2 separate regions of the Homo sapiens genome follow, and region 2 is linked to region 1. Evidence: chromatin contacts called from ENCODE Hi-C or POLR2A ChIA-PET data. All regions are on one chromosome and are shown on one strand. The core of a region is the stretch at or near the end of the contact, and the rest is flanking DNA. Distances in the headings are between cores, read along the strand shown.

Region 1 (6,588 bases), core at 2,245-4,744:
CTGGTTGTAGGTCACACCAGAATCTGGAATTGTATTTCTTTCCCCACAATTCAATCATGCTATTCAAATGTTCCTGATATAGTCTAGCCAGAGCTCACCAAGAGTAGGTTTGATGCCTCTGCAAAGGCTGATCGGCTCAAGACCTTATCTGGGATTTTCATTGCTGGCAACATAGCCAGGCCCTGGGCCCCCTTAAGAACACCAGGCTGTTCAATTGTATTGGCTTCTTGGCTTCTTCCTCTGGCACTGACACTGAGTTTATTAATAATTCTACCTCAGTAGAGGCCCTGCTGAAAAACATACGCACACACTTACACTCATACTGTTGTTTGCTCCCAATTGTATAGTGAGGCAAAAATCAAAGTGGAGCTATTAAAAATGACCATGCAGCACAAGTATGTTGTAACATTTTTCAGTGTTATAACTGCTGATTATCCAAAGCTTTTCCTCTCATTATTACATTGTCCTTTTGTTGAAAGGAAAAACATTTCTGCTGTGATGCTTCTGAGCTATTTCTTCATTTATATTAATTAAATATTTATTTATGCTTATGATTAATCCCTAATTACCAACTAGACATCTGATGTTTCCAAATACTGAAACTTATATGGTCTTCTATAAGAAACTAGCTTATAATCATCACAAACTTTTGTGATATTGCAAGAAGAATGAGGAAATAAATATGAGAAAGTATATTAGGAGAAGGATAAGAAACAGGTTTCATTATGAACAAAGATTTAGAGATTAAAATAATGATAACCTCACTCAATCTCTTTGTCAATTATTAGGAATAAAGTTGGAGGAAAACTTATCTACACTCCATGTGGTTCTGTTCTTCCCAAGACATTCTTGGCTCAGCCAAAGCAATGCAGAGACTGCTAAGTATATGTGGAGTCTGTCATAGTTAAGGGATATAAATATGGATCCAGAGATTCTCTGCAACAGAAAGACTGTTCTTGACAATCACTGTATAATAGTAAAAATGCAGTTTATAACATTGCGTTACCTAAGTGTTTTGAATGTTTCTTATTCACATTTACATGAGAGAATTGTTCTCCCAGTTAAACAAAAATAACATATCAGGGTCTGAAATTTACAAATAAATCAAGTTTATATGGTGTTCAACCAATCTGAATTTGTGTTTATGGGTAATGTTGAAGGTTCCTTTATGGTGTGGTACTCATTGCACTTTGGAAAGGCTGTGAGAAAGTTCCCATAAGCCGAAGTTGTTTTAATGACAAATAGTGAAGTTATGATCAAGGATTTTAAAGAAGGGAAGACACTTAGAAATAGTCTAGTCTAAGCCCTCACCTTACACTTGAAAAAATTGAGGCCCTTTGTGATTGACCTAAAGTTTTATATCTAGTAATGGTAGTTACACTAAAACCTTTGTATTTGGTATCCCTGGCAGGATTCTTTTCAATACAACATGCTGCCTGATCAAGAAAAAATAGTGTCAAAGTCAAAATCAAATATAATTAAAAAAATTATCACACACATTCAGTCTCAGAGCCATATGAAGTGTCCTAGGGTGGGGTTAGAAGGGCATTGGTTAGAAGAGAAGTGAGAAGGAATAGACACAGATTGCAAAAATAATCTATGACCAATGTAACCTAAATATAAGCCATCTGAAATTGATAATATATTTTATAGACTTCCACAATTTTAATATATGAATGTTCAAGTGTGATATTCTAGAAACACAAGCCAGAACCTTGATACTTTTTCTGCCCCACCATTCTTGGAAAGGAATAAATTGTTACTGAGAAAATATAATTAAATAAAGCACATTGGTCAGGCATTGTGGTGTCTCTTGACCTTGGAGTGTGTCTGTTTTGTGAGAGGATTGGAAATGCTCCCTTAGATTTGGCCTTGTGGATGCCCACAGGAGATTTCAGGAAGTACCCTGCTTATCATCACTGTCTGGCTGTTTAGCATCTCCACTGATTTTTCTAATGATAACTCTGAGTCTGTCTGGAGCAGTATCTGGGCTGCAGATGTACTAAGAGACACAGGCAGAATGGAAGGAGGCGAAGTGAGAAAAGTCTGGAAAATAAGAAGGGGGCCAAGGAAGAATGGGATGGAGCTGACTCAACTGCCTCCGACAGTAGACAGCCCAAGAATGCCTGTTAGGGTTCAGCTCCTGGCTTGGTTGGGGGAGCTGAACCCACCAACCCAATCCAAAGACCAAAGCCACCAATGGGATCCCTCACAGGCCAGTTTATTTTGCTGTGTTAACTTGTTCCTCTGGTTACTCAAATGACCGAAGTGTGGCTGGGGCAGCACAAATTCATCATTACCACTGAATAAAAGCAACTGGAAACTGTATCCCACTGATAAGAACTCAGTGGCATCACTAAGTCTGAGGTTTGGATAACATTTCTGCCTCAAAATTTCTCGGTCCACAAGTGTCAAGGATTCAGTGATGGAGTGTTAGCCTTAGTTAGTTTATTTTTTTTCTCGAAGGACTCCATCTGTGGTCAGCAGCATTCCATGGGTGTTTTCTTCTCTGCACTTGAGGTGGAGGTAGACCCTGACCTGGAGTTAGTTTAAGCATGCCATTTGGTGTTGGGAGAACAGAGTCCATGTTGTAGGAAGGATCAGAAATCTAGGACTGTAGCTTGGTGAAGGTTTCAAAAAATAGTAAGGAAGTAAATGGCCATTGAATGTATGTGAAAGTCAATGGGTTAGAGATAGTGGTAGATATTGAAGTGTGATAAGGGAGACCTGTGAAAGGCTGTCAGGATAATGTTAAAATAATTTGATCAGACTTTGAGAAATACGAGTGACTTTTTCCTTCTCTTCCCACCATTCCCACACCATTAATTTACTGCTGATAAACATTTGACTTGACTTGAAGGTAGCACCAACTTTATCCACTAAGGTGATTTTGAAGAAAGATAAGCTAAGAACCCAAGATGGGTTCTGAGGCACTTAACAGTTTCATACTTCCTTAAAATACTTCAGAGAAAACTTGGTCTCTGGAATGTTTTTCTTTTCATCTTCAAAGAAATAAGAATTTTGGAAGCAGACCAACTGATGCTATCTATTTCAAACTAGTGATAATAAAAAGACACTTGGGGTTGGAATAAAGTTTGTGCTGATGAATAGTTGCTTCTCTCAAATTCAGTAGCTGTGGAAGACACAGGGCACTGGATTGACCTTGCAGCCAGTTTTCTTCTCTGAACTGACAGCTTAGGACAGGTCACAGGTGAATTTTTGCAAAGCCTGACACCTCTGAAGCATCCTAAAAATCTAGGTAAGCAAAGGGGTTCTGCTCAGTTTCAGACTTGGACATGGTCTCTCAAACAGATTATCAATTTCCTATTAGAGTAGGAGTGTTTTAGGAAAAGGAAACATTTCAAGTAGCTCATTGGTCATAGCTGGAGGAAAGGTGTGGTGGAGTGGGACAGGAAACCAGACCCACAGGAAACACAACTTGCCTTCAAGCTCATCTCTGGTCCCACCTTAATCTCTCCTTCTAAGGACCTCTCACAGGAAATGCTCGATCTCTTTTAACCTGACTCTAGCTGCTTATTTGCACAGCATCATGGAAACCTGTTAGAAACAGTTCTAAGTTGCAATACATTAAATAAAAAGTACAATGTCTTTTGACCAAGAAGTAGATGTATTTTTCACTGCTGTGACTTTGTTGCATTTCTAAGCATAAAGCCCACTTTAGCAGGTTGAATTGTGTTTCTTTATCTTAATGTTTCTTATCCCTCCCATCAGTGTGGATATTATCTAAGAGCAAAGAAGAACTTCATAAAATTCTATTATAATGTTCCTGCTGAATTATTTTGTTAAATTAAACATCATATGCTGCCAGAAATCTAACTATAAATTCAGAGCTTTGCATATTACATATTTACACTCTTACCTACTGTTCTCAAGTATACATCAGTGATGATTTTAATTAGACTAGCTTTTTCTAAACACACTCATTACACACTTGAGTTGCTTCAATACTATTCAATGTCCAACTTTTATTCTCACTTGTCACTTTTTAATCTGATTTCATGATGAAAGACCAGTTCTGGCAAACTCTCCTTTAAATTAAAAGCGAATGCATTATGATTTCATTTATATGAAGTTTAAAGCAAAACAAATCTAATTGTATCAGAATAGTGCCTACCCTAAGGGTTGAGGGTTGATCAGAAAGAGATATGAGGAAGTTATCTGGGAAGTTATCTGGGAAGAGAGAATTGTTTTATATCATAATAAAGATGTGGCTTACTCTGGTGTACTCATTTGTCAAAATTGTAAAGCTAATATGTAGGCATTTCAAGGTATGTTATATATGTAGTGATAGATATAGGTATATAGTGATAAATGAGAGATACAGGTGAAAAAAGAATGACAAAAATAATGATAGCCATTGCAGTTGTATAATGTAGGACATGAGGATTCTTTATACTGTTTTGTTTACTTTGTACATATTTGAAATTTTCATAATAAACAGTTTTTCATAATAAAGAGCTTTTAAAAGCCAAAGTACTTTCTAAATTGTTCAATCAGCAAACCTGATTTTGCTAGACTTTTGAAACTACATGCATTTTAAAAAGATAGATATCAAAACTTTAATCTTGATTGAAATATTACAATATGCAGAAGAATATATTTAGTAGGTTTAAAAACATGGTAGAAGTTGAGAGATTGATATCATCGAGATAGTGGAGTAGGAGATATAAGCCTTCAATCCTCCCCTACACACACACACACATACACACACACATGCACACGCACACACAAACATGGACAGCTATTTCCACAAACCACTATAGCCCTGAGACAGCTCAAGGGCCATTAAAGAATCTGCAGCAGCACAGTAGAGCAAAATAAAATGGAAACTATCCACTTAGAAAGGATCACTGGTGAGATTTGTATACCTGAGATTCCAGAAGACAGGAACAAAGAAGGAAGACAGATGCTTTTGGTATTAGCCAAATTAACTGTTGTGGTCCCCAGCAGCATTCTCTGCAAAGGACACCAGCGTCTTTTGATACTAAGGTACCCAACAGCCATTCTTACCACTCTCAGAGAGGAAGACATAGCTGCACTTCCCTCTGCCACCTCTTTTAACCCTGTGTGCCCCAACTCCCAAGCAGCAGCTGCCTTATGAGCGCCCACACTCTAGAGCTGTGTTCTGTGGCTTAACCGCCCTGAACACATCTTAGACACTGGATCCATTGCTATAGCAAGCTAGTTCACATTCTGGGCTTTAGAGTGCCAAGGTCACTCTGAGCATGCCTATGCCCCAGGCTCAACTGCCATAGAGAGCTAGATCTTACCCCAGCTCCCAAGTACTATAACTCTATGTACACCTGTGCTGCCATTCTCAGCTCCCCAGCTGTTTCACAAGCATATGTGCAACACATACCATTACCAATACAGCAGTGGGGGTACCTGCTCCCTGGGCACCAGTGCCACTACTGCCTACAGCCCAGAGCTATAGTGCCAGGATGTGTGCCTATGCCTTAGGACTAACCTCTGTGGCTGCTCCATGGGTGCCACTCATCAGATACCAGAGCCACCATTACTGCAAAAGGGCCTGAAAGCTGGTCCCAGTGCCAAGAGGGACCTGCCCCAATCTACAACTTCCCTGGCAGGAGGAAAAAGATTGGGAGGACTGTAGAAGCCATTGTCATGAAAACCCTAACAACCCTCACTGCTACTGTGGACATTCACAGCATTCGCTGCTGAGGATTCTGTAATCTTCAACAACACTGATCTTAGCTGACGGAACTATGTGGCTACTACCAAGGAGCCACACTCCAACCATCCAGAGCCTTTACTCCTCCCTGTTGAGGAAGGCCTTTTCACAGTGAAACTAGCCCAAATGTCTGAAAGAGATAACTGTTTCAACAAATGTGTAGACATCAATGCAATGCAACAAGAAACATGAAAAAACAAAAAGACATATCACTACCAAGAGAACACAATAGTTTTTCAGTTTCTGACCCTAGATAAATGGGAATATATGAATTTTCTAACAAAAAAATCAAAATATTTGTTTTAGGAAAGCTCAGTGAACTTCAATAAAATACAAACAATTCAATGAAATCAGAAAAATAATAAACAAAATGAGAACTTTAATAGAGCAATTGAAATTATTTAAAAACACACATAGAAATCTGGACCTGAAAAATACAATAAAAAATGAAAAAGTCAATAGAAAGCATCAACAGGGAGTTGGTTAATCAGAAGAAAGAATCTGTGAACTTGAAGACAGGTATTTGAAAATATACAGTCAGAGGAGTAAAAAGAATGAAGAGGAATAGAGAAAGCATACAGGATTTATGGGACAGCCTCGTAAAAGCAAATATTCAAATTATAGGAATTTAAGAAAGAGAGACAAAGGGACAGAAAGATTATTTTTAAAATAATAGCTGAAAACGACTGGGTGCAGTGGCTCACACCTGTAATCTCAGCACTTTGGGAGGCCGAGGCGGGCGGATCACGAATTCAGGAGATCGAGACCATCCTGGCTAACACCCTGAAACCCCATCTCTACTAAAAATACAAAAAATTAGCCGGGTGTGGTGGCAGGCTCCTGAGTCCCAGCTACTAGGGAGGCTGAGGCAGGAG
Region 2 (6,530 bases), core at 2,469-4,968, 490 kb before region 1:
CCCATGTCAGGAAATGGTTGGTAAATGCTCTTTTCTGTTCCCTAAATAAGTCCCAATTACCTTGCTGACATAATAGCACTTTTGAATAACAAGTCTGTTTGTCACTTGGCTTTTTGTATCTGAATCTCTTAATTTGGGCTCACAACTTTGTGGAGCTTCTTAAAGATTAGCCTTATCTCTGGCTAGGATATTAGAATCATGAAGGAATCTGAGAGGGAAAAGGCTTTTAAAACTTTAGGCTATGAATTAAGCGATTTCCTTAGCCTTTTCTAAAGAATCAGCATCTCTGCTACAGATCTGTTTATTGATTTTCTTTAAAAAACGGAGATCAGAAATCCTGATTTAGTACTTTGAATTGCTTGGAAGTAAGAGGCTACTGAAATCCAAGGCACTTATTATCATCACAATTTATAACAGCAACAGAGTAGCAAATGGCTTACTGAAAGTGAACTTGGGGAGGCATTTGTCTCTGGAATTAAGACTTCTTTTTATAGTCTACTTGCTACAGTCAGCTGTGAATAATATACAATTAATAAGTTTGTTTCTGATTGAGGTGAAATTTACATAATATAAAATTGTTTTAAAAGTGAACAACTTTGTGGCATTTAGTACTTTATAATGTTGTGCAAACCACAGCTATCTAGTTCCAAAACATTTTCTTTTTTTCTTTTTTCTTTTCTTTCTTTTTTTTTTTTTTTTGAGACAGTCTCGTTCTGCCTGTCACCCAGGCTGGAGTGCAGTTGAGAGGTGAAGCCGGTTGGGCTTCTGGGTCTGGTGGGGACTTGGAGAACTTCTCTGTCTAGCTAAAGGATTGTAAACACACCAACCAGTGCTCTGTGTCTAGCTAAAGATTTGTAAATGCACCAATCATCACTCTGTAAAAACGGACCAATCAGCACTCTGTAAAATGGACCAATCAGCAGGATGTGGGCGGGGCCAAGTAAGGGAATAAAAGCTGGCCACCCCAGCCAGCAGCTGCAACCTGCTCCAGTCCCCTTGCACTGTGTGGAGGCTTTGTTCTTTCTGTTTTCACAATAAATCTTGCTGCTGCTCACTCTTTGGGTCCGCACTACCTTTATATGCTGTAACGCTCACTGTGAAGGTCTGTGTCTGCAGCTTTACTCCTGAAGTCAGCAAGACCATGAACCCACCAGGAGGAAAAAACAACTCCGGATGCGCCACCTTTAAGAGCTGTAACACTCACTGCGAAGATATGTGGTTTCACTCCTGAAGTCAAGTGAGACCACAAACCCACCACAAGGAAGAAACTCCAGACACACCATCTTTAAGAACTGTCACACTCACCGCGAGGGTCCACAGCTTCATTCTTGAAGTCAGCGAGACCAAGAACTCACCTGAAGGAACCAGTTCCGGACACACATTGGCGCAATCTTGGCTCACTGCAGCCTCTGCCTCCCGGGTTCAAGTGATTCTTGTGCCTCAGCCTCCTGAGTAGCTGGGATTACAGGCACGTGCCACCATGCCCAGCTGCATGTTTTAGTGGAGACAGGTTTCACTATGTTGGCGAGGCTGGTCTTGATCTCCTGACCTCAAGTGATCCACTGGCCTCAGCCTCCCAAAGTGTTGGGATTACAGGTATGAGCCACCACACCTGGCCCCAAAACATTTTCTTCACCCAGAAAGGAAACCCCATACCTTTTAAGCAGTTGATTCCATTCTCGCCTCTGCCCTGTCCGTTCTAACCACCAACCTGTGTTCTGCCTCTATGCAGTTACCTATTCTGGATATTTTAAATGAGTGGAATCAGATAATATGTGACCTGCTGTGTCTGGTGTCTTCCACTTAGCACAATGTTTTCAAGGCTCATCCCATTATAGTACGTATCAGTACTTCATTCCTTTTTGTAGCTGAATCATATTGTGAACAAGTTTTTATAATTTTTTAAAAATAGAGAACCTATTCTTGGTACTTCTGGCTTTCTGCTTATGGATTGCTAATGTACCAAGGGGAACTAAAGACTTGAGATGAGAAAGGATAACAGGTTTTTTTACACCGCCTTTCACAAGAAGGAACTAATAAAGAGGTACATACCTGCAAGGGTATGAATGTTACATTCCTACGGGTAGGGAGAGCAGAACAGTAACACTTAACAATTAAAAAGTTGCCCTTTAAGTAAAATATAAATCAAGTTCGCCTCAGGCTCATGTGACAAGTTGCCTTTCATCAACTTTAAATTAGGTTGCTATGAAAGAACTTGGCTAAGCATTTTCTATTGCCTTTCATCCACCTAGCCAACTACAGAGCAGAGGAGTGATTGGCCTCTGTAATGCCATGCAAATGAAGGTTTTAATGCCATGCAAATGAAGGTTCCAACCACAGAATAATAGCAACAGCTGGCACAGGTCTCCTGATCTAGGGCCTCAGGACAACCCTATTAACCCCACTTCTCAGATGAAGAAACGGGCATAACAAAATTAAGTCATTCGTTGGAGGATACACCGCAGGTTACAGAAGAACATACTGGAGTGCTTTCAGCGCAGCACCCATGCTCTGAACTGCGGCATCGTACTGCCTCTTGCATCCCTATTTTCCAATGTGGTGTGGCAAGGTGCTATGCAGTCTTTCTGGCCCTGGGGGCCGGGGAGGGGCAGTGGGCATGGGTAGGGAGGGAGAAGATGGCAGTGCAGACCTGACATTCATAAAGCTGCAGGAGGGGTGATCTGGCCCAGGATCATCACAGTTGGCCTACATCCTTCTTGGACATGTGAACCCTTGGCTATGGCATGATTTACCATTTTAGCTTATGTAGGAATCACAGATTACAGGATCCTACCTCTAGAGTTGGATGCAGTAGACTCTCCCTCCCTCCCAACCTTCCTCCCTTCCTCCCTTCCTTCCGTTCTCTCTTCTCTCTCTCTCTTTCTTTCTTTTTTGACGAAGTCTCACTCTGTCACCCAGGCTGGAATGCAGTGGTGTCATCACAGCTCGCTGCAATCTCAGCTTCCCAGGTTCGAGTGATTCTCCTGCCTCAGCCTCTTGAGTAGCTGGAATTACAGGCCTGCGCCACCACGCCTGGTTAATTTCTGTATTTTTAGTAGAGACGGGGTTTCACCATGTTGGCCAGGTTGGTCACAAACTCCTGACCTCAAGTGATTCGCCCACCTCAGCCTCCCAAAGTGCTGAGATTACAGGCGTGAGCCACCGTGCCCGGCCTAGACTTTCTGCTTATGGATTGCTAATGTACCAAGTAGGTGGGTAGGACACAGGAGGATGATTTTTTTAGCAAGTCCTCATGTGATTCTCATATTACATGGTCCTCAGACCACACTTTGAGAGATATTTGCCATTTTCCTACAAGATCCATTGTTGTCTCTTTTCTCCTTTGGGCATCTTGGAAAGCAGCAGCTGCAGAGGCTATTTTAGGCCAGTAAAGACCTGAAGAAGGTCATGCAGCCCGAAAGCCAAGTGAAACCGTTCCAGGACACAGCCTGCAAGAGGGCTTCAGGGGGCTGCAGGAGGAGATAGCTACGTAGAGGGGGGCTCAGGAAGTGCTGGGGGTCTCCAGGTGCGCACACCTAGATGTGCTGAGCTCTGGCAATGTAAACTCTCATTAATGTTTTAGTTCACTAAAACAATCGAGTTTCAGCATGGAGCAAATTCACATGAGTCAGTGACTCTCATTCCCAAACTGCTGAGTCACCTCCTGTGTCCTAACTCACCTGCCACTGCAGCCCAGTGGAGAAAGTCAAACAGAGCCCTGGGTGTGTGACCCTCAAATAAATCCCTAGAGACTTCCGGGTTCATGGGTTCTTCTCCTATTGTATGAGGAATGTGCTATGAAGGAGGGAAAAGTAAATTCAAAATCCAAAGCCATTAAAAAGTATATGCACCAATTCTTCTCCCAGGTCACAGACTGAATTTAAAGAACAATGATTAAGTGAAAATTCTCTCAGTTTTTTTTAATTGGTTCAGCAATTGATTAATTACTGAATCTTGACCCTAAACTTTTTAGTCTAGAAATGTGCTTGAGGAATACAGGCTGGAGATCAGCTTTTTGACATTGCATTCCCCTCCTGGATCACATCCATGTTGGAATCAATTTATAAACTGCCTTCCTAAGGCTTAAAATGATGGTGATCTACAGACAAGTGCCTTCCTAGGCACAGGGTTGCTGGAGACTGATGCCAGGCCCATGGCTCTTAAAGGGAACACTGAACTCATGGCAGAAATGGTGGAAAGTAGAGAAATGAATAGAGGGGGAAAATCACCCAGAGATAACCACTGTTATTGCTTTAGTGTTCTTTCCTTTCTTTTATTTACTATTCACTAGTATATTCTTATCTATTTCCATTTTGTGTCTTTTTTTTTTGTTTCTCTTAATATTTATAATGTGAGCATTTCCCTCACGTTATTAAACAGACTTTGGTAAAGTTGTGTTTAATAATATATGACGTTCCAAACTCTGAATGTACTATAATTTATTTAACTCTTATTTTTATATGCTTAAGTCATTTCCATATATTTGATTTTTACAGATGAGTATCCTTTTGCATTTTTTGAAATCACACCTTTGATAGATGTCTACATATGAAATTACTACATCAAAAACCATGAATTCTTCTTCTTCTTCTTTTTTTTTTTTGATACAGGGTTTTGCCCTGTCGCCCAGGCTGGAGTGCAGTGGCGCTATGGCAGCCTTGACCTCCTGGAAGCGATCCTCTCACCTCAGTCTCCCTAGTAGACGGGAGTATAGACATGCACCACCACACCCAGCTAATTTTTTTGGTATTTTTTGTAGAGATGGGGTCTTGCTATGTTGCCCAGGCTGGTCTCAAACTCCTGGACTCAAGTGATTCACCCCCCTCGACCTTCCGAAGTGCTGGAGTTATAGGCATGAGCTACTGCACCCTGCCTGTGAATTCTTTTAAGGCTCCTGGTACATCTTCCATAATTGCTTTCCAGAAAGGTCTTTTCAATATGTAGTCCTCCAGCATCACACAAAAGTGCCTAGAAATAAAATGTTTGCCAAATGTGCATATTATAATTTTAAAAAATAGCTTTTTTCTTTTTTTTTGGAGACACAGTCTCGTTCTATAATCCAGGCTGGAGGGCAGTGCGTGATGTTGGCTCACTGCAAGTCCTGGCCCATGTGCCTTTTGGAATGCCCTTTCTTGCCTCCCACCTCAGCCTCCTGAGTACAGGTGCATGCCACCACACTCAGCTAATATTTTTAGTAGAGATGGGGTTTTACCATGTTTCCCAGGCTGCTCTCGAATTCCTGGCCTCAAGTTATCTGCCTGCCTCAGCCTCCCAAAGTGCTGGGATTATAGGCTGAGCTACTGTGCCCAGTGAAAAAATGCTTTTTCAATGTGATAAAAATGGTCCACATTTTCACATGCATTCCTTTGCTACAAAAAGTGAATGGTTTACATGTTTTTCTATTGAGGCGTTGATATTTTTCTTACCGATTTTTGTGCACGCATGCATATACACACACACACGAACAGAAAGAGTGAGAAAGAATAATGTATATAACACATATTATCCCCTTTTTGAAAAACGTTTTTTGAAAATCATGTCCTCCATTTGTCATTTGACTTTTCATCTTTTTGGTGACTGTTTTTGATGTATAGAAGTTTTTAATTTTGTGTAGCCAATATGTGATTTTTCCCTTTATGATATCTTCCACTTGTCTTTTGATTAAAGAGTCCTTGTACTTTTGAGTCTTGATTATTATAAATATTTAATTATATTCATCTTATTTTTGTACTAGTTAAAAAGTTGTTGATATTTGATTCTGAATTGTACTTGAATATTGTGGGTGTGTGTGGATGTGTGTGTAATATGGTATGAGGTTCTAATTTGATTTTTTTCCCCTAAAGAACCAATTGGCCAGGTGCAGTGGCACACCTATAGTACCAGTTACTTGGGAGGCTAAGGCAGCAGTATTGCTTGAGGTCAGGAGTTCAAGTCCAGCCTAGGCAACATAGTTAGAACCTGTCTCTAAAAAAAGAGAAAATAACCAATCGTCTCAACCCCATTTGTTTCAGAAAGGCTTTTAAGATGAATATAGAGTATTCCAGAATCAGAGAATCTCTTTTCTACTAGGCCATGGAAAAAAGGTAAACTGACATAGTGGCTTCAGCTAGCAATGCAGCCAGGCTTGTTCTCTAACTTCTCTGTGCCTACCTAGATACAGGGACGTAGAAAACACAGGGGACCAGCCCAGAATTTGAGGGGGGGTTAAAAGTAGAGTGCAATTACCCTCTCCCTAGGCTCCAAGGCCCGTTAAGCTCATGGGGGTAGAAAAGCTCTGAAGATTTACAGATCTGGCTCATGTGCCTTTTAGAATGCCCTTTCTTGCCAGCACTGTCAGCCCCCAGGTTTCCTGGCTTGTTGGAGGTGATCCGTGGAGCTGACCATTGTCACCAGTTCCTGAATGTTCCATTTCAGAGCTTCAGAGTTGGAAAGATCAATTGTCCAACAGCACCCTGACGCCCAAGCTTTAGCCTTAAGGGATCTAAACAAACAAACAAACAAAAACCTAAAAAAACTGATGGTGTACCCTG

The links. A loop is a pair of places that touch in the nucleus more often than their neighbours do. ChIA-PET counts read pairs that join two places held with the same protein, here RNA polymerase II (POLR2A). Pooled maps may share reads with other maps.
Region 2: a loop to region 1 is called in a pooled map, with 2.0 times the contacts of the local background. The contact joins two enhancer-like sites. A Hi-C loop is called at or near these places in 1 of 37 single-sample maps with no recorded cell type and 7 of 50 pooled maps. POLR2A ChIA-PET finds 5 or more read pairs at or near these places in 1 of 52 experiments (OCI-LY7).

What each region holds. Positions count from the first base shown.
Region 1 is chr9:5,349,702-5,356,289 of GRCh38, reverse strand. No RefSeq gene overlaps it. Among named protein-coding and RNA genes, the nearest start is that of RLN1, 13 kb to the right of the region's middle. Within about 2 kb of position 3,494, at least 2 of the 41 ENCODE cell types and tissues checked have a DNase peak (open chromatin) inside an H3K27ac peak, as active enhancers do.
Region 2 is chr9:5,836,604-5,843,133 of GRCh38, reverse strand. It overlaps a transcript of ERMP1 not described here. Among named protein-coding and RNA genes, the nearest start is that of ERMP1, 6.8 kb to the right of the region's middle. RefSeq lists enhancers at 1,230-1,379, 3,584-3,728, 3,551-3,845 and cis regulatory regions at 3,661-3,671, 3,352-3,941. Within about 2 kb of position 3,718, at least 7 of the 41 ENCODE cell types and tissues checked have a DNase peak (open chromatin) inside an H3K27ac peak, as active enhancers do.